Linked DNA regions of Homo sapiens: region 2 is linked to region 1. Evidence: chromatin loops called from intact Hi-C (ENCODE). Cell type or tissue: natural killer cell. All regions are shown on one strand. Links, peaks and the distances in the headings refer to the core of each region. The heading gives the core; the rest is flanking DNA.

Region 1 (9,832 bases), core at 668-8,667:
GGAAATTTGCTTACCGATCTGAAGATAGTAAGGCAGAAACCCTTATATTCTTCCTCCCACGTCACCCCCAAGATGGAGTCTTGCTCTGTCACCCATGCTAGAGTGCAGTGGTGCAATCTTGGCTCACTGCAACCACTGCCTTCTGGGTTTGAGCGATTCTTCCTGCCTCAGCCTTATGAGTAGCTGGGATTACAGGTGCCTGCCACCATGCCCGGCTAATTTTGTTGTATTTTTAGTAGAGATGGAATTTCACCATATTGACCAGCTGGTCTCAAACTCCTGACCTCAAGTGATCCACCCGCCTCGGCCTCCAAAAGCGCTAGGGTTATGGGGTGTGAGCCACCATGCCTGGCCGTGAAACCCTTATATTCTTTTTCTACTCTAGTGTTAGCCTTTGGGGCTCAGACGGATATTGCATTGAATTCTCCAAATGAAGGAAAAATATAATGACCTAAGATTGCTCTTGTGTAATCTTTGTAGCCTGGTTCTTTTGGTGGAAGACAGTGTTTACTCCAGAGTATGGAGTTTTGGGGTTCTTATTTTAAAATGCCTTCATGTGTCTATATTATTTATAACCTACCTCTACTTTCTGAGCATTTCCTGGGTCCCATTCTGATGGCTAATGGAGACCATCCGATATCTCTAGCCTTGTCTCGTGATCCTCTCTGATTTCCTCATCTGCTTTAGTGACACCGAGCTGCTTAGGTTCCATGCCCTGAAATTGCTGTTTTCCCCTCTCCACATGGAAGGCCTTTGCCTGGAGAACACCGTCCCTCTGTTTCAGGCTGAGCTGTGCATAATCTCCTTCAGGAAGTCTTCTCTTACCCAGGGGGCCTTCCTCCTCTGCTCCCCAGAAGCTCTGCGCAGCTTGCCAGCACTTTGTCTGCCACGTCATACTGTGCTGACGTGTTCACATCTCTTAGAAACACTCGCCTGGGATGAACTCAGCCACCCACCTTTTCCCTTCCTTGCTGGAGAAAATCCCACAATAAGGCAGATGATAACTTCATAAACTCCTCCTCACCTATCTCAAAAGGACTTCTTGTTTCTCTAAGAAGTGTTGTCTCATTTGTAATGATTCTTTCATTCATTCTTCAGTTAGTTGGGCGTGAAACTTCTCATGTCCAAACTCTCTGCAAGTGACCTTGTTTTGTACTTTATGGAAAAAATAGCCATTTGGTAGCAACTCTCAGCTTTTTGTCATGAAGCCCACAAACCCGTTTGTACTGGGCACCCCTTTTCTCCTTCTATCACAGGGAAGGAAGGATTTTGACTCGTATGACAGGCCAACCCTCCATGCATGCTCAGCATCCCATCTCCTCCCGTGTCAGAGATTTTGAACCATTCTTTCTGGATTCTTCACATGGGCATTTAGACATGCTCTCATCTCTTAAATACCAGCTGTCTTAAAAGAATACATGCCTTTACTTTATGGCATGTTCTCTTTCAGCAGTCATCCTCTCTCTCTACTGCCCCACCTGGTCATTCTTTGAGGAAGGGTTGTTCCCCACGTGGTCTCACCTGTCAGTCATAAATCAACTCCAGCCCAGCCCTTTCTGCCACCTTGCCATGGATATTGCTGAGCTCTCATTCTTTCTTTAAAACGTCTCTGCAGCCCACACAGCTGAACTCCTTTTTTTTCTTTTTCTTTTTCTTTTTCTTTGAGACGGAGTTTCGCTGTGTTGCCCAGGCTGGAGTGCAGTGGCACGATCTCAGCTCACCGCAACCTCTGCCTCCTGGGTTCAAGCGATTCTCCTACCTCAGCCTCCCGAGTAGCTGGGATTACAGGCACTGCCCGGCTAATTTTGTACTTTTAGTAGAGACAAGGTTTCTCCATGTTGGTCAGGCTGGTCTCAAACTCCTGACCTCAGGTGATCCACCTGCCTCGGCCTCCCAAAGTGGGATTACAGGCGTGAGCCACTGCACCCGGCCTGAACCCCTTTCTTCTTTTATCCAACACCTTGGTAGCTTTCTCCAGTTTCATTGCCATCGTTTACCTCTGTTCTTTCATTTCCTGATCTGAGTACTTGGTCTGAGACATTTCCATTTTTCTACCGTCCTACCTCTCTACTTGCATGACTTCAAATGCCATCTACTTGCTGATGAGGACAAAATTGGTATCTCTGACCTAGGTGTCTCTTCTAGGCTGTGGACCTGTGTCTCTGACAGCTGGTTTTACTAAGATCTTGGGCGTTTCTCAGCATCTGGGATTTAACATGAGCCCTTAGTGTGTGCTCCCAGCTGCTTTCCCTCAAGATTTTCCCTGTTGCAGTAAATAGTGTCCTTTATTTTTTATTTTTAAATTTATTTTTATTTTTAGGATTTGTGAGTACATAATAGGTATATATATTTATGGGGTTATATTAGATATTTTGATAGAGGCGTGCAATGTATAATAGTCACATCATGGAAAATAGGGTATCCATCCGTTCAAGCATTTATCCTTTGTGTTACAATCTAACTATACTCTTTTAGTTATTTTAAGATGTACAATTAAATTATTTTGAGTATGGTCACTCTGTTGTGTTATCAAATACTAGGTATCATTCATTCTTTCAAACTATTTTTTTGTACCCATTAACCATCCCTACCTCCCCCCTACTATACTTCCCAGCTTCTGGTAACAACCCTTCTACTCTCTATCTCCATGAGTTCAATTGTTTTGATTTTTGCATCCCACAAATAAGTGAGAACATGTGATGCTTGTCTGTCTGTGCCTGGCAATAAGTAGAATTGTTATCTCTTCATTTGTTCATGCCAGAAATCTGGGAGGGATCCTGGAAATCTTCACCTTTTCCATTCGGTCAATCTCTCATTACTTTGACACCACCTGCAAATATCTCTCAAATCTGTCTACTTGTCTTTACTTCTGTTGTTGGTTGCCTTCATTTGAACCACCGCCATCTCTTCGTGTACCACTCTAGAAGCCTCCTAACGAGTCTGTCTTCCGGTTTTCTGTACCTTTCATCTCTCCCTCAGCAGCCAGAGTAATCTTGAAAAGCTCTAATTATCATTCTGTCAATTCACTGCTTGAAAACCCTCCTGTGGCTTTCCACTGTACCCCCAATAAAATGCTAACCTTTCCCAGAGCCCACAAGGCCCGGCACGCTCTGATCCCCTGCCATCACTCAGCATTACAGGCTCACTTCATTGCTCCTTACGCTTCAGCCATTCTGGCCTTTTGACATTCCCTGTAATGCTCAAACTCCTCACCTTCATCCTTTGCCTCTGCTGATCTCAGCAGGAAACAATTTCCCTTGCCCTTTGCACCACGGATTCCTTCTCACCTTTTAGGTTTTAGCTTAAATGTCACTACTTTGAAGAAGCTCTCTTTGCACACATTTCTCCTTAGACCTCCTCTAATGCATTCCTCACTGTACTCCTACTTTTCTTCATTGGAAGGAATTACTAGAATGTGCGCTTATATATCTCCTTAGGTGTTCATGTATCTGGCTTACATCTTCTCTACTGAACAGTAATTTCCACGAAGGCAGGGGGCTGTGCTTGTTTTGTTCATAGCTGTATCCCCATCACCTGGCATTGCATGCTTAACAGCTGTTTATCTCGTAAAATAGATAAATATTTAAAGTTTATTAAGATGGCAACTTTGGAGAAGCACCTCTTTGGTACTTTTATTGCCATGTTGCATGGTGGTTATGCTTGGTGGGCCCAGACCTACATGACTTGGAATCCCTATTCCTATCTTCTGTGAACTTGAGCAGTTGTTAGCTTCTGTGATCCCTGCAGTTCATTCTGGGCCGACTTCTTTCTTGAGTGTACCAGTTTCACAGAAGACATATTATATGGAGGTTTATTTGGGATCACTAGTTGGGTAGATCCAGATGTGGGAGCTTAAAAAATGACACAGGTGCTCATGTAAGTGTGCCTTAAGTTATCTATGAGACACTGTGTGTAAATTCATGCACTGTGAAAACGTATGCTAGCACTTCTTGTATCTGTACTCTCAAATGGAATGTGGGACATTCCATATTATTTGGGGAGTCAGGATTCCTGGCTGGTGGTGCTTTGTAGGACTCTTTGGTTTGCCATTGCTGTAGGTCACATGGTCTAAAATGTAGAGAGGATAAAATGATATTTTGAAAGATGATCCCTTTTCCCTGACTAGTTGTTGCTCTTAATTCTTTCTTTTAGAGCTTTGTTGCCCCAGCTATTTTACACCCAAGCAGCAAATTATCCAGGTGGGAGTGAGGGGAATCCAGGGGTCAGCCTGGGGTAGAAAGTTGAAACTGAGCATCCTGAATGTGGGCATAGTCGCTTATTTTGAGTGTTCCCTACGTTAGAGTATGAAGGTCTCTTTGGGAGAAACCCTCACATAATGAAACACTGCTGAGGAGCCTTTGGTTACATTAAGAATCTTTTCCTATTCCAAATCACTTATTTTTTCTGTAATGTTAAGCTTGGATTTTTGATCACCTTTCTAAAAAGAGGGATGGCACATTCTTAAATAGTGTTTCGAGATTTTCTTTTCTATTTTGGATATTTCTGGTCTCCTGGAAGCAGAGGGTGAGAAGCCACTACTCTCACCACTATATTGTTACTAAGTATGTTTTCTTTTGATGAATATTTTCTTTTATTTGCATTTTCAGCATTTTGTGGCTTAACATGAAAATCCCCAAACCAGCCAACATAAAAAGAAAATGTGGTTGTGGCTGGAGTTTGTGTGTGTGGCTTCTCTCATGTGAGCTTCCCTGATGTCATGTTTGCTAGCACGCCCAAGCATTTGACTTTTTCGTGAGCCTCCAGTGACTCTACTTTGCTAATATACCTTAAATCCTTAGGAGGTTTCTGTAATGAAGGGCAGACTGGTTGTATTTGAACAAGTAGCTACAGTCCTAGTTCTTTACATAATGTAGTCTGATTATCAATAAAGGAATGTAATTGAATTTTAAATTTCTAAGGAGGGGGAAGGAAAAAAACAATCTCAAACAGAAGTGTTCTGTTAATGAATGTGATAGACCCCTTTGTTGTTTACAGACAGCCGTCTTGCTGTTTTGTGGAAGAGAGTTGGGGCTGTGTTGTACATTTCACTGGCAATCTGCCCACCTCCTCTTCCCTGAAAATATTTATGGAGTTCTAGTGCTTTAATAAGTTGAGAAGTGATTTAATTGTTGCATTGGCAGAGTGAGATAAAGCCGTTAAATACGTTCATTTTCTTTCTGGGTGGGATGGAAGAGGGAAATGAAATACTAATTTTTTCCTTTTTGGAAACCTAATGCTGTGCTCTTTTGTTATCACTCTTGTTCTCTAGGCATTAAGTGTAACTGAAACCCTGATTAAACCCTTGGAAAAATTCAGAAAAGAGCAACTTGGAGCTGTAAAGGTTTGTGTCTAATTTGAATACACTCAGAAAACATAGATGCCTCTGCTGCTTCATGGTACACTTTATTCACATTTGGCAGCTTTGAAGGAGATGCCGGAGCAAACCATCTGTTGTTTTGTTTGAAATGTGCTTTTCCCCCTTTGGGGGATATGGAATTGGAAACAAAACAAAAACACCTGGACAAGATGGTAAAACCTCTAGTAATCTTCTTGGGCTACACCTTTCCATATAGAGTTTTAAAAATACCTGTAACCAAACAACACATTTGCTCTGAATAGAAGGAGCTTATTACTGGGGGGAGTGTAGTTATTTCTGTGCGCACCTCAGTTTTATGGAGGAGTGTAGCATTACAGTAGGGTTTAAGATTATAGACGCTGCCACACTGTGATGCCGTTGAAACTAGGAAGAGACTATTAAGTTACTGGGATGTAATTTCCTTCAATTTAACAAAAATTTATTGAGCCTCTATTATGTGCAAGTATTGTTATGGTATTGTGCATTATATTGTGTGTTGTATAGTACTGTGCTGGGGATTCAAAGGTGAGTGAACCACAGACTTTGTACTTAAGTATCTGGGATTTAACCGTGATTTCCAGGAATAATGCAGTGGTTTTGCCACAAGGAGCCTGAGATATATTTAGCAACTTATTTAAAATGTGCAATCTGAGCTTTGAAATTACCCCAGAGAAATAATTTCCACCGGTCTTTCCTGAATTTTGTGTATGTACTTGAGAAAGAAAAAGTAACATTTGCATGCTGTTGACCATTTTTGGCTTGGCCCAAGGAGAGGGGAATTAACATCAATTTTAGGTAGGGAAGGGAGTTTTTATATTTGTATTTTTTTCCCCCCACGTGGCTGGGGATGTGAGTTTTTTTTTTTTTCTCTTCCTAAAAGAAATGACTAAAATCCCTTGGTGGAAATAAACACTGTGGCCTCAGTAGCTTAACCACACAGATGAACCCAAGGAGTTCCAGCTCTGTAATTGCTGTTTATGGAATGAATTCTCATTTAAGTGACTTGTGAAAATATTAGACATTTCTTTTTGGCATACCGTATTACAGTTTTTAATGAAGGGCTACGAATTGAGGCTCAGACCCTGTGAACAGTGGGAGATCATTGGGGGCACCACCCCAGGCTCCTTCCTTGGATAGTTTGCCGTGCTGCAGGCAGCTGGGTTGTCCCCTCTGGCTTTGCAGCAGGAGATCGGAGGTCAGCTTTCACTTCTGCGACCTTGACTAAGTAATTGGCTTTAGTTTCTTATATGTAAAATGAAGGACTTGGGGGATCTGACTACTGTTTTATAGTTTTATGATTTTGTTTTGATTGTGTCTCTTTAAGCTCTTTAAAGCTTGTTGCATTTTGGTTCATTCTCTTTTAACATTTCATTGGCAGGTATTCCGTGTAAACAACATCCATTTCTTATTTTTCTCATTTGAATTGGATGGTGCTATATGTGTGACGGTTATATTATGGAAATGAAAATTGAGTGCGAGTGAATATATTTACTTTTACTTGCCATCTATTCTACTGGAATTTAGAAATGTCTGACCTTGAATCTTCTATTGACTCATTTTCCCCCCTAAACTTTCCAGCTTCTGATGTTAACATTTGTTCAGAGTATATCCTGCAAAGCAACTTGCACAATAAGTAATCCTTTTAAAAGGAGAAATGGTTACAATAGTTTATTCTGTGCTTTGAGCTGTTTAATGACCAAATTCTTTCCTGAAGTCCTATTTCTGTATCCCTCCCTGTTCTTCTGGCTTCAAGTTTATAAAGAGTTTATGTTATGTGCAGTCTTGCTCAGTACAGTATGTGTGTTGACTGTTGTACCTATGGATGTCACCTGTGAAGAGCCCGTCATTGTAGGTCATAGGGAGAAGCCCTTTTTCCTGGTAGTTTTGTGTACCATAATAAACAGTAGAGAAAGGTGGTTGTCTGTGTTCTGTAATGATATGTAAACTATGTAAACATCTGTCCTTTTCATTAGGTTGTTAAATCTTTAAAAGACTCTGCTTTTTTTTTTTTTTTTAAATTCTCTACCAGCCCCTACCCTGCCTTAATACATAAAGTATCTAATAAATAGCCTATCCAACTGATAATTCTAGAAGAAACAGGAAAGGGCTTAAGTTTGGGTATTTGAATTACTTTCCACATCTGTGCTGCCTAAACATTCAGTCATATTTTGTCAAGCACACAGTCTTGTTCCTCTGATTAAATCTGCTTACATGGGATACTTCAAAAAGACTTTACTCTCTTAGGTTAAAGAGCTTTTTGTAAACAGCATAAAACAGTTTTCACGTGGGGATTTAAGAAAAAGGTCTCTAAAAGTTGACCACATCAGAATTTTTAGATATGGGGGTCAACATTTTGATCTTTCCCCGTCTCCTGTTTCCCATCTGATAATGTTGTAGCCCTTGCCTGAAGCTCTTTCAGTTCCCTGTGCTTTTACCTTCTCCGGTTTCCAGAAGCCCAGTTCCATGTTTAACTGTGGTTTAAATCTATTCTAAGTGGCTAGGTGGTTTTTGTAAATTGGATTTTGAAAAGCCCCCAGGTATTGTCTACTGTTTTGCTTATATTTGGATATGCTCTCCTTGAGCCCTATCTGTTTGGTTTGGACGTATCCCTCCATTTTATGGGTTCTGCTGCATTTTCTTATGTGCTTGCTAGGTTCTAGCTTTTGTTCAAAAAGCCCTTTTGCTATCACAGTGAGAGGTGAAGCCAGCTGGGCTTCTGGGTCGGGTGGGGACTTGGAGAACTTTTCTGTCTAGCTAAAGGATTGTAAACGCACCAATCAGCGCTCTGTATCTAGCCAAAGGTTTGTAAATGCACCAATCAGCACTCTGTAAAAACACACCAACCAGCACTCTGTGTCTAGCCAAAGGTTTGTAAATGCACCAATCAGCACTCTGTAAAAATGCACCAATCAGTGCTCTTTGTCTAGCTAATGGTTTGTAAATGCACCAATCAGCACTCTGTAAAAATGGACCAATCAGCACTCTGTAAAATGGATTAATCAGCGCTCTGTAAAATGAACCAATCAGCAGGCCGTGGACGGGGCCAAGTAAGGGAATAAAAGCTGGCCATCCAAGCCAGCAGGGGCAATGCTTGGGTCCCTTCCCATGCTGTGGAAGCTTTGTTCTTTCACTGTTTGCAATAAATCTGGCTGCTGCTCACTCTTTGGGTCCACACTACCTTTATGAGCTGTAACACTCACCACGAAGGTCTGCAGCTTCACTCCTGAAGCCAGGAGACCATGAACCCAGCGGGAGGAACAGACAACTCTCTATGCGCCACCTTTAAGAGCTGTAACAGTCACTGCAAAGGTCTGCGGCTTCACTCCTAAGTCAGCAAGACCACGAACCCACCAGAAGGAAGAAACTCCGGACACATCTGAACATCTGAAGGGACAAACTCCGGACACACCATCTTTAAGAACTGTAACACTCACTGCGAGGGTCCGCGGCTTCGTTCTTGAATTCAGTGAGACCAAGAACCCACCAGAAGGAACCAATTCTGGACACAACAGGACACAGGTTGTTGCCTGATGCATCACGTCAAGAGTTTCTCTAAGGCCTAGCTGAGTTCTTATTTTCTTTTGAAGCTCCTTCACCCTTTTTGAGCTTGGCACTTATTGCCAAATGTCCCACAGGACTTTGTGGGTAGCTACAGGAACCAGTACAGATCCTGAACAACTTAGGGGCCAAGTATGTTGAACAAAAACTCTGAGAAATACCAGAACGTGATAAGAGTTAACATGGGATAAATTGCTTTTTTGGACATTTGACCAAGTAATGAAAATATGGGTTTGGGCAAGCAGCAGCACACAGATGACAGGTGGATGCAACTAACTGGATTGAGAATGGAATCTATTCAGATGCTATCTTGGAAAGAGCCAATTATAATTTTATCCAAATAGAAGAAGAATTTTAGGCAGAAAACTTAATAGATGTTCATTTCACAAATTATGACTTATCACCTAAGCTCATTACCAGACCTCTACTCCAAATTTCTTTCCAAGACTATGACTAATAATTTTTTTTTTTTTTTAAAATACAGGATTTCATTCTGTTGTCCAGGCTGGGCAGCAGCCTTGAACTCCTGGGTCAGATGATCTGAGCAGCCAGGACTACAGATGCCTGCCACCATGCATGGCTAATTTTAAAATTATTTTTGTAGAGACGGTCTCTCTGTGTTGCCCAGGCTGGTCTTGAACTCCTGGGCTCAATTGATCCTCCTGCCTCGGCCTTCCAAAGTTCTGGGATTACAGGCTTGAGCCACTGTGCCCAGCCTAATGAATACATTTTAAATACAGACTTCCAAAGATTCTATAAATTACTACAAAACATGAGTAAAACTTAAACCTGTCTGGATAATTTCTCATATTACATTGTATTTAATAGAGCAGAAACAATATTGATTTAGTTTAATTACATTTCTTTCATTCAGTAATAAAACACACTAGTGCCTATCATACAGCATAGTATTAGAGG
Region 2 (9,832 bases), core at 1,398-9,397, 51 kb before region 1:
AATTTTGGGGGAAACGCAAACATTCAGTTCGTAACACCTAGTAATACCTTTAAAAAATGGGCTGTCTGGCAGAAAGTATGTTCTCAATTGTTGAGAAGATCCAGTGTATCAGTAATTATTATTCATACTCTCAAATATTCTAAGATGTAACAAAACATTTGAAAATATTCAGAGGTGACTAGATTAATAATTCGACTTTTTTCTACCTGCTTGTCCAGTTCATTAAGCAAATATTTACTTGAGCACCTCTTATGAGTCAGGCCCTGTGCTAGATTCTGTGCCAAAGGGATAATAAAAACCTGAGCTAGAGTAGCCCACATTTGGTGGCCAATGTTAAAGTTATATGCTGTTATTTTCTAACTATCATATTCAAATAAGTTTTATCAAGTTTCCTTCTGGTCGTGTCTTTCCTTTTGGATGAAATATTGTAAACATAGTACATAGAGAATACTATACTGAATACTTCAGTACTTGCATTTGGCCTTATCAGATTTTAATATTTGAAGGAAACAAGTCAAAATATTTTTTAATATAAGTAAATCTCTGTGAGAGTTGAAGGCTCCTGTGACCCCTCCTCATCCTGTGTCCTTACCATTCTATAAGTAACCACTATTGTGGATTTGGGATGTTTCATTGCCACATATGTTTTTATATGTGTACATATTATACATATTATATATGTATGAGTTTATGAGTAATGTAAGGTATATTGTTTTGAAACTTTATGAAAATAACAGCAAACTGTACATATTCTTTACTTTTTTTTTTTTTTTTTGAGACAGAGTCTCTCTTTGTCACCAAGGCTGGAGTGCAGTGGTGCGATCTCAGCTCACTGCAGCCTCTGTGTCCCAGGTTCAAGTGATTCTCCTGCCTCGGCCTCCTGAGTAGCTGGGATTACAAGCGCCTGCCACCATGTCTGGCTAATTTTTGTATTTTTAGCAGAGACAGGGTTTTGCTATGTTGGCCAGGCTGGTCTCAAACTCCTAGCCTCAGGTGATCTGCCTGCCTCAGCCTCCCGAAGTGCTGAGATTACAGGCATGAGCCACTGCGCCCGGCCTCTTCTGTACTTTAGGAGGAAAAAAAGCCACATTATTTTTTCCTTTTTGCTACATTCTGTAGTTCTTTTTTAAAAACCTAACATATAGCATTCCATTGAATGGTTATTCCGTGTGTGTGTGTGCGCGCGCGTGCGTGCGCGCGTGTATATATATATATTTTGTTTGTTTGTTTGTTTGTTTTTTGTTTTTCCTCCCTGCGGGGCATGGAGTTGCCCAGGCTGGAGTACAGTGGTGCAATCTCAGCTCCCTGTAACTTCCGCCTCCTGGGTTCCAGCGATTCTCCAGCCTCAGCCTCCCGAGTAGCTGAGATTATAGGCACCCGCCACCATGTCCAGCTAGTTTTTGTATTTTTAGTAGAGATGGGGTTTCACTGTGTTGGCCAGGCTCGTCTCGAACTCCTGACCTCAGGTGATCCACCTGCCTTGGCCTCTCAAAGTGCTGGGATTACAGGCATGAGCCATCGTGCCCAGCCTGTCCTACAGTGTCTTAGTCTGTTCTGTTGTCAGATATTTTTGGAGTGTTTCCAAATTTTCATTAATGTAAATAGCACTGCTGGTGAACATTCTTATACATGTCTCCTGACGCGTGTATGATGTGTATGTGCGTTTCTCTGGGGACATCACGTGAGAGTAGAATTGCTGTGTGGTAGCACGTGAGCGTCTTTCACTCCAGGGTTGTCTTCACCTTTACTCGATAGTACACATTGCTTTACACAGTAGTCAGATTACATTCCCTCTGCATTGTACTGGTGATTTTGTTGAGCTGCATCTTTTCCAGTATTTTGTATTGTGAAACTTTTGAGTTTTTGCTCATCTGTTGATGTAAAAGTGATACCTTATTGTTTCTAACTTGAATGCTGCATTTTCCTGATTGGAGTGAGGTTGAATATCTTTTCACGTATTTATTGGCCTTTCAGGCTTTTTCTTTTTGAGCTGCCTATTTATAACATGTCCTCTTCCTTCCCTCCTTCTTTATTGGTGACAGGGACTCAGGTTCAGAGAAGTAGATTAATCATAATCCTTGATTCACAACCCATTATTATCATTTGTGTTTGCATGGCCCTTTTATTTGCTTTATTTATAATATAATGAACACCTACGAGCTCATCAGGTTCTGAGACATTACCAACAACTTCCTGTGCTTCTCCTCACTCCGTCTCTCGGCCTCTTCCCTCTTTATATATGCTACCTGAGCTTTATTATTCCTTATCTAGTTCTCTTTGTGGTCCTCTGGGGCCTTGCTTTTCTTATTCTCCATTATTATGATTTATCCAAGTTGTTGTGTTGGCTTTGGTCTCATTCCTGTTCTTTTGTAGTGTCTGCTCTGTTTTGCTTATGGGGGATTTTTTTCTTTTGTGTTTTTAGTTTCACTCTGTGAACTCCTTTTCAGCTGAGCTTTCTCTGTAGGAGTCCTGGGGAATGTGGGTTGAAGGTGTATTAAAAATACAAGGTAGTTGGCCAGGCGAGGTGGCTCACTCCTGTAATCCCAGCACTTTGGGAGGCCGAGGCAGGCGGATCACTTGATGTCACCAGCCTGGCTAACATGGTGAAACCCGTCTCCACTAAAAATACAAAAATTAGCTGGGTGTGGTGATGCATGCCTGTAGTCCCAGCTACTCTGGAGGCTGAGGCAGGAGAATCACTTGAACCTGGGAGGTGGAGGTTGCAGTGAGCCAAGAGATTGCACCACTGCACTCCAGCCTGGGCGACAGAGTGAGACTCTCTGGAAAAAAAGAAAATGTGTGTGTATGTATGTGTGTGTGTGTGTGCATATATGTGTGTGTGTGTGTATATGTGTGTATATATGTATATATGTGTGTGTGTATATATATGTATGGTAGGTGTTTCAGTTCACAAAATACTTAGCAATATTGGGGTAAAATATAACACACACATATATATATATATATTTTTTTTTTTTTACAAATGTACAGTTGTGATTATAAATTCTGGAAAGAATACCCAGGATGTGCCAGTGAAGAAAGAACAGAATTTCAGAGCAATATCTTAGGAGTTGAACTTGCATCAGAGTGAGAAACAAAATGCCTGGAGCCTTAACAGTTATATCTAGAAAAAGAATGGGGCCTTGAAAGGAGGAGTTGGACCTGGGATCTCCCCGCATAGCTATTTAGCCAAAAATACAAAGAAGTTTGTCCATCTCAGCCTGGACTCAGAGTAGGGAATAAAAGTACTCAGATCCCCTCCTAAAATGAGAAAGTATCAGCCTGCCCTCACTTCTGAGGCTTCATGTGTATACTGCTCAACTGTCCAGGAATCACCAAGTCAGGGAGTTAACATAATGCGGAGCCATGGATCCTCCTCTGCTGAGGCGCCTTGCAGAAACAAATCATCCGTGCCTGTGTACGTGCCTTCCCCCTTAACAGTAAGCTTCTTGACCTTTGTACATTGATACGTATTTGTGGAATGAAGAAGTGAACAAGTAGAAACACATAGGCATTCTTAACAGAATCTAAAGTTCCACCTGCAAAGTAGGTTCAGCACCTTAAAAAATAAAGTGTAGAAGGGACATTATTTTGCCCAGTAAAATGTTTAATTTTCAAACAGTTCTACTATTCTTAAAATGTTCTGCAGATCACAGACTGCAGTGATTGAGTAGCCTGCTGTTGTGTGTGTTGTGAAGGATACAAAGACTGCCAAGTGTTTTACCCTTCGGGAGCTGTAAGTGTAGGGGAGGGACAGGCTCGAACACAAATAATTATGGTGGAAAGTGCAAAGTAAGTGCCACAGGAAATTTACAGAGCGGTTATGGTTTTGCAGAGGTTGTGAGTGATTCATTTCACTTCAGAAATTTGTTCATTGAGAGAACACTTAGTAGAGCTTCTTGTGTTGTCAGCATTAGGAGGATTATAAGAATACCTAATATTTATTGTGCACTCACTCATGATTAGGCAGGCAACATTTTATGTCAATCTTTGCAACATAATGTTAATTCTCACAACATTCCTATGAAGAGGATCCTATAATTATCTCCATGAAATTTTTTTTATTGAAATGTACCACATATATATGTGCACTTTTATGAGTATACAACTGGTTAGGTTTTCATGAGTCACATTCACCAGTGTAAGTAGCATCCAGAGCAAAACAGAACATATACACACTCGACAAGTGTCAGGGCTTCAAAGCCCCCAAGAACCATAATCTTGACTTCTAGTAGCAGATTTTTTGGGATTGGTTTTTGTGTTTTCTGGAAATTGAGTTATATGGTACATATTTTGTTATGTTTCATGCTATTGCATGTAGTTTGGGATTGTTCATTCCCATTGCCATTGAGTATTCCATTATCTCCATTTTACAGATGAGGAATGTTGAGACTGAGATGTTAAAGTAGCCCAGGATCATGCAGTAACAAACATGTTACAGTACCATTTAGTGTTTTTTGAAACATGATTTTAATGTTCTTGTGGTGTTCTATCATGTAAGTATAGGACAGTGTAACCAGTTCCCCTTCTGATAGACATCTAGGTGGTTTCCAACATGTTATCACTCATACTTTACCATAAAAATTCAATATTTAAAGTACGTTTTGAGGTTTCCAGCTGCTTTTGCAGTTGACTATAGTCAGTTCCATATAGTGTGGCAGCTAGTGAAATATTAATTTCCTTTGTGGCTTTCTTTGTAAGGTAGCAGCTGCCGGTCAAGGGTGGCCTTTGTAGTTTTTTTCCTTAGAGACAGGGTCTCACTGTGTCACCTACGCTGGAGTGTAGTTACACCATCATAGCTCACTGCAGCCTTGAACTCCTGGCCTTAAGTAATCCTCTTGCTTTGGCCTCCTGCAGCGCTGGGATTACAGGTGTGAGCCACCATGCTATGCCCATTTGAGTTTTGATATGTAATCTACTTGCCTTTTGAAAGTGCCTTGTAAGAGTACTACTAGTGTGTTTACTTTTTTACCTTTTATCCTACGTTTGTCTTTTTATACCTCCTCTCCCTTTTTCCTACAAAACTTCCTGTAAGGAGATCTTGGTTCTGCTGCAGTCAAAAATTATATTTTTTCCTTGAGGGTTAGCTCTGCTCTTTGGCCTGCTAATGAGTCTTACAGGGTCTCTGTGGGTCCTTCAGAGGAGATATATTTTTACGAAACATTCTCCGGTGCAGCAGTTTACAAACGCAACTTCTGGAGTGTGAGCTCTTTGAAGGTAGGAGCTGTGTAGTATTCACGTGGTGCTTGGTACGTAGTAGGTGCTCAGTAAATGTGAGGTGACTGGATGAGGAGCTGCTGGAGCCTCAGATTTTTATTTATTTTTTATTTTTTTAATTTAATTTAATTTTTTTTTTTTTGGAGACAGTCTCACTCTGTTGCCCAGGCTGGAGTGCTGTGGCGTGATCTTGGCTCACTGTAACTTCTGCCTCCCAGATTCAAGCTATTCTCCTGCCTCAGCCTCCCGAATAGCTGGGATTATAAGTGTGTACCACCACCTCCAGCTAATTTTTGTATTTTTAGTAAAGATGGGGTTTCACCATATTGGACAAGCTGGTCTCAAACTCCTGACCTCGTGATCCGCCCACCTCGGCCTCTCAAAGTGCTGGGATTACAGACATGAGCCATCATGCCCAGCTTCCTTTTGATTGACCTTTACAATATTATGTTTTTTTGCTTTTGGGAACATGATTAATTTTTAGACTTCTCAAACAGAAATAGAAGACCTAGAGCTATTTGTTTATAATTTCCCCCCCTTCTTGTAGTAGAGGAGGAATTATTTAGTAATGTGATAGAAAATAAGTTTATAATAGTTTTGTAAAAATATTAAGTTTCTTCTATTTTCTCCATTCATTGAACATTTGTTGAAACCTTGCTGGGTCCCATGCAATAGGGATAGAAAGATGAATATAATTAATCCTTGCCCTTGGGGAATATATAATCTAGTGGGAGAGACAAACACACGTGTACTTACCCATTGTGGTAAAATATATTTATATATCTGTGAGCATTTTTTTTAAAAGCGTAGTGGAAGGAGACACCTGGGAGGTTGGGAGGAGGGCCCTCCTGGAAGAGACAACAACGGAGCTTCCTCTTAGAGGAGGTACATAATTCCTCCTCAGTCTGGTACCCAAATACTGGTTCATCTCTTTTTTTCCTTATTTCTTTTTTTTTATTTTTCTTTTCTTGAGAAGGAGTCTCACTCTGTCGCCCATGGCTGGAATGCAGTGGTGTCATCTCGGCTTAACTGCAAGCTCCGCCTCCCAGGTTCAAGCGATTCTCCTGCCTCAGCCTCCCGAGTAGCTGGGATCACAGGCGCCTGCCACCATGCCCGGCTAATTTTTTGTATTTTTAGTAGAGACGGGGTTTCACCGTGTTAACCAGGATGGTCTCAATCTCCTGACCTTGTGATCCACCCGCCTTGGCCTCTTAAAGTGCTGGGATTACAGGCGTGAGCCACTGCGCCCGGCCTGTTCCTTATTTCTGGAATGCTAGTACTGGCCATAGTTATAACATTCTATGATTTCTAATGTAAAAACCTCGTTCTTGTCTTTTCCCTCATGCCATAGAGCCCTTCCACGGAGGCTTGTTGATTTTAGCTCTGAAATGATTGTAGGATGTAGTTTTCCTCTTTCTCTTCCCTTCTCTCTGCTTACATTGCTGTCTCCTTGGTTTGGAAGGACAGTGATGGAAATAATCTTTGTGTTTGAAGCATCCGGCCTGGAGCATGGCATATCATGGGGTTCAAAGTTGTTAAATCAAAAGGAACTGAATAGCCTGTAACTGGTTTTCTCTCCTCTAGTGGCCTTTTCCTTTCATTTAATTCTATTCAATGTCCTCAAAGTTATTCAATTTTTTTTTTCTTTTGGTATCACTTCTGTGTTTAAAATTCTTCCATGACTCCTTATTACCCTCCAGATGAAGATCCAACCTCTTAGCCAGGTCTTTACACTGACCCCAGCATGCCTTCTATGTTCCTCACCCTTCCACTGCCACCATTTTACTGTGTGCATGTCTGGAGTTGTTTGTTTTTCTCATGGTCCAACGTACCCTCCCCACTTTGTTTTGTTTTGTTTTGTTTTTGTTTTTTTGGAGATGAAGTAGGCTGGAGTGCAGTGGCACTATTTCTGCTCACTGCAGCCTCCGCCTCCCAGGTTCAAGTGATTCTCCTGCCTCAGCCTCTGGAGTAGCTGGGACTACAGGTGCGCACCACCACACCCAGCTAAATTTTGTATTTTTAGTAGAGACGGGGTTTCACCATGTTGGCCAGGATGATCTCGATCTCTTGACCTCGTGATCTGCCCGCCTCAGCCTCCCAGAGTGCTGGGATTACAAGCATGAGCCGTTGCGCCTGGCCAGCCAACACGCCCGGCCCCCTCCCCATTTTTTATTTGTCACTTCGGTCTGATGTTTTGAGATCCAGTCTTAACCCTGCGAAACCTTCTCTGCCTTTCCCAGAAAGAGTTAATTGTGCCCTCTGCTATGTTCCCTGAGGGTCTGTACAGTCAATCTTTTTTAGTGGCATCCCATCTCATCTAGCTCATCCCACCCCAACCCATCCCATGCCATCTCATCCCATCCCTCTCCTCTTTGTCCTGTTTCCCCATTTCATCTGTCTCTTACATTTTCCTCTGCATTTCTGATTAGATCGAGGACCAAGAATTGTGACTGATGCTTCTTTGTCCCCTGTTCAGGTGTTTCTTAAGTGGCAGATGAATAGTTCCTCCCTGTACTCTCCTGTAAACATACTTTTTGCTTTTACATCTCTTCAGTTTTGCTTTTACTTTTTTTTTTTTCGTAAGGGATACATTCTTTCAGTAGCTTTATTTAAATGTAGTGTGTGGACCGTTTGTTGTGACCTTCTTTGAAATTTTCTCTGATCATGGCAGCCCAAAATATCGGTACCTGCCTCTGAACCATCTTCGTTGTCTCTGGCTGTGTTACTTATACAACACCTGCTATTATTATTTGTATTTTTGTTTTATATGTTTCATCCCTCCTTAGATTATAAACTCTGAAGTTAGAGGTCATCTTATAGACAATTTTGAATCTTCTGTGTTAAAAAATATAATTTTGGCCAGGTGTGGTGGCTCATGCCTATAATCCCTGCACTTTGGGCAGCCTAGGTGGGTGGATCACTTGAGTCCAGGAGTTTGTGACCAGCCTGGCCAACATGATGACTTTGGGCAGCCTAGGTGGGTGGATCACTTGAGTCCAGGAGTTTGTGACCAGCCTGGCCAACATGATGAAACCCCGTCTCTACTAAAAATACAAAAGATTAGCCTTGGCTGGGTGCAGTGGCTCACGCCTGTAATCCCAGCACTTTGGGAGGCCAAGGTGGTGCATTACGTGAGGTCAGGAGTTTGAGACACTCTCTCTCTCTCTCTCTCTCTCTCTCTCTCTCTCTCTCTCTCTCTCTCTCTCTCTCTATATATATATATATATATATATATATATATATATAGACTTTTTACCCCCCCACGCTTGAAAAATGTGCTACTTCCTTTAGTCTCCATGGTTTCAGATGGGAAATCCATTGTTCGAATTGGTGTTCCTTACAGATCATGTATCATTTCTCACAGCCTGCTTTCAAGCAGATTTTTTTCTTTGTCTTTAGTTTTCAGAAGACTAGTTATTGATGTTTACCATTGATCCTAGCCTTGGCCTGAATTTCTTTTTGTCCTTTTTTTTTTCTCTTCGAGATGGAGTCTCACTCTGTCACCCAGGCTGGAATGCATTGGTGTGATGTCGGCTCACTGCAACCTCTGCCTCCCGGGTTCAAGCGATTCTCCTGCCTCAGTCTCCTGAGTAGCTGGGACTACAGGCATGCATCAGTATGCCTGGCTAATTTTTGTATTTTTAGTAGAGACGGGATGGGGTTTTGCCATGTTTGCCAGGCTGGTCACAAACTCCTGACCTCAAGTGATCTGCCTGCTTTGGCCTTCCTAATGCTGGGATGGCCTCTCTTTGTTTATTCTGATCATAAATTTGCTCAGCTTCTTAAATCTGTTTATGTCTTTTACCAAATTTGGAATGTTTTCAGCCATTATTTCTTTGAATATTCTTTTAGCCCTATTCTCTTTTTCCTCTTGGGGCTCAATGATACAAGGCTGGATGTTTTGCTGTTCCACAGGTCTCTGAGGCTCTGCTTATTTTCACAGCCTGTTTTCTATTGTTCTGATAGAGTGAATTCTGTTGTCTTTCCTCAAGTTCAGTGATTTTTTTTATCCTGTCATTTTCATCCTACTATTGAGCATATCAAGTGAGTTTTTGTTACTGTACTTTTCAGTTGTATAATTTATATTTGGTTTTTAAAATAATTTCACTTCTGAGATTTTCTAGTTTCTCATTTGTTTCAACAGAATTTATAATTGATTATTGAAGCACTTGTAAGAGGGTTGCTTTAAAATCCTCATCAGATAATTTCAACATCTGATTTATCTCAGGGTTAGGGTCAGTTTTTTGGCTAAAATGGGAATTTGACTTGGGATTTTCCTGGTTCTTGGTATGGTGGGTGATTTTTGACTGTATTCTGGACATTTTGCCTATCTTTTTTTTGGGGGGGTGCGGGCAGTGGGAATGTTCTGAATCCCATTTAAATCTTTTGTTTTAGCAGGCAGCCACCCAGTTAGTCTTAGCACACAGGTCCTGCCCTACATTTGTGGGCTGTGGTTCCAATGACAGTTTAACTTTCAGAGCCTTTGTGGTGTTTGTCTGCTTGGTGGTTAGATGCCGCTAGGGCTGCCGTCTCATTTCCCCCTGCTGTTATTGCTGGCTGTGGAGGCAGAAGGGATTTCCCTAGGCTGGGCTACTAGGTGTCTCCCAGTGGGGGA

Evidence for each region. Hi-C counts contacts between places; a loop is a spot of excess contacts. Peaks named below come from ENCODE experiments on the same cell type or tissue, not always from the same donor. Only the 100,000 strongest peaks of a DNase experiment are listed, where the experiment ranks them.
Region 2: a loop joins it to region 1, with 5 times the contacts of the local background. A loop is called at or near these places in 8 of 110 quality-filtered maps.

What each region holds. Positions count from the first base shown.
Region 1 is chr4:147,841,882-147,851,713 of GRCh38, forward strand. It overlaps ARHGAP10 (Rho GTPase activating protein 10), which reads left to right. Exons shown (of 23, transcript NM_024605.4): 4 at 5,270-5,341. Among named protein-coding and RNA genes, the nearest start is that of MIR4799, 64 kb to the left of the region's middle. RefSeq lists an enhancer at 1,402-1,461. In natural killer cell, for the core only: no CTCF peak of the experiment used is centred there; DNase peaks (open chromatin) are centred at 1,500 and 4,690.
Region 2 is chr4:147,790,355-147,800,186 of GRCh38, forward strand. The region is part of intron 1 of ARHGAP10 (Rho GTPase activating protein 10); the gene reads left to right. Among named protein-coding and RNA genes, the nearest start is that of MIR4799, 13 kb to the left of the region's middle. RefSeq lists an enhancer at 9,815-9,832. In natural killer cell, for the core only: no CTCF peak of the experiment used is centred there; DNase peaks (open chromatin) are centred at 2,337 and 4,587; H3K4me3 peaks cover 590 bases; H3K27ac peaks cover 678 bases.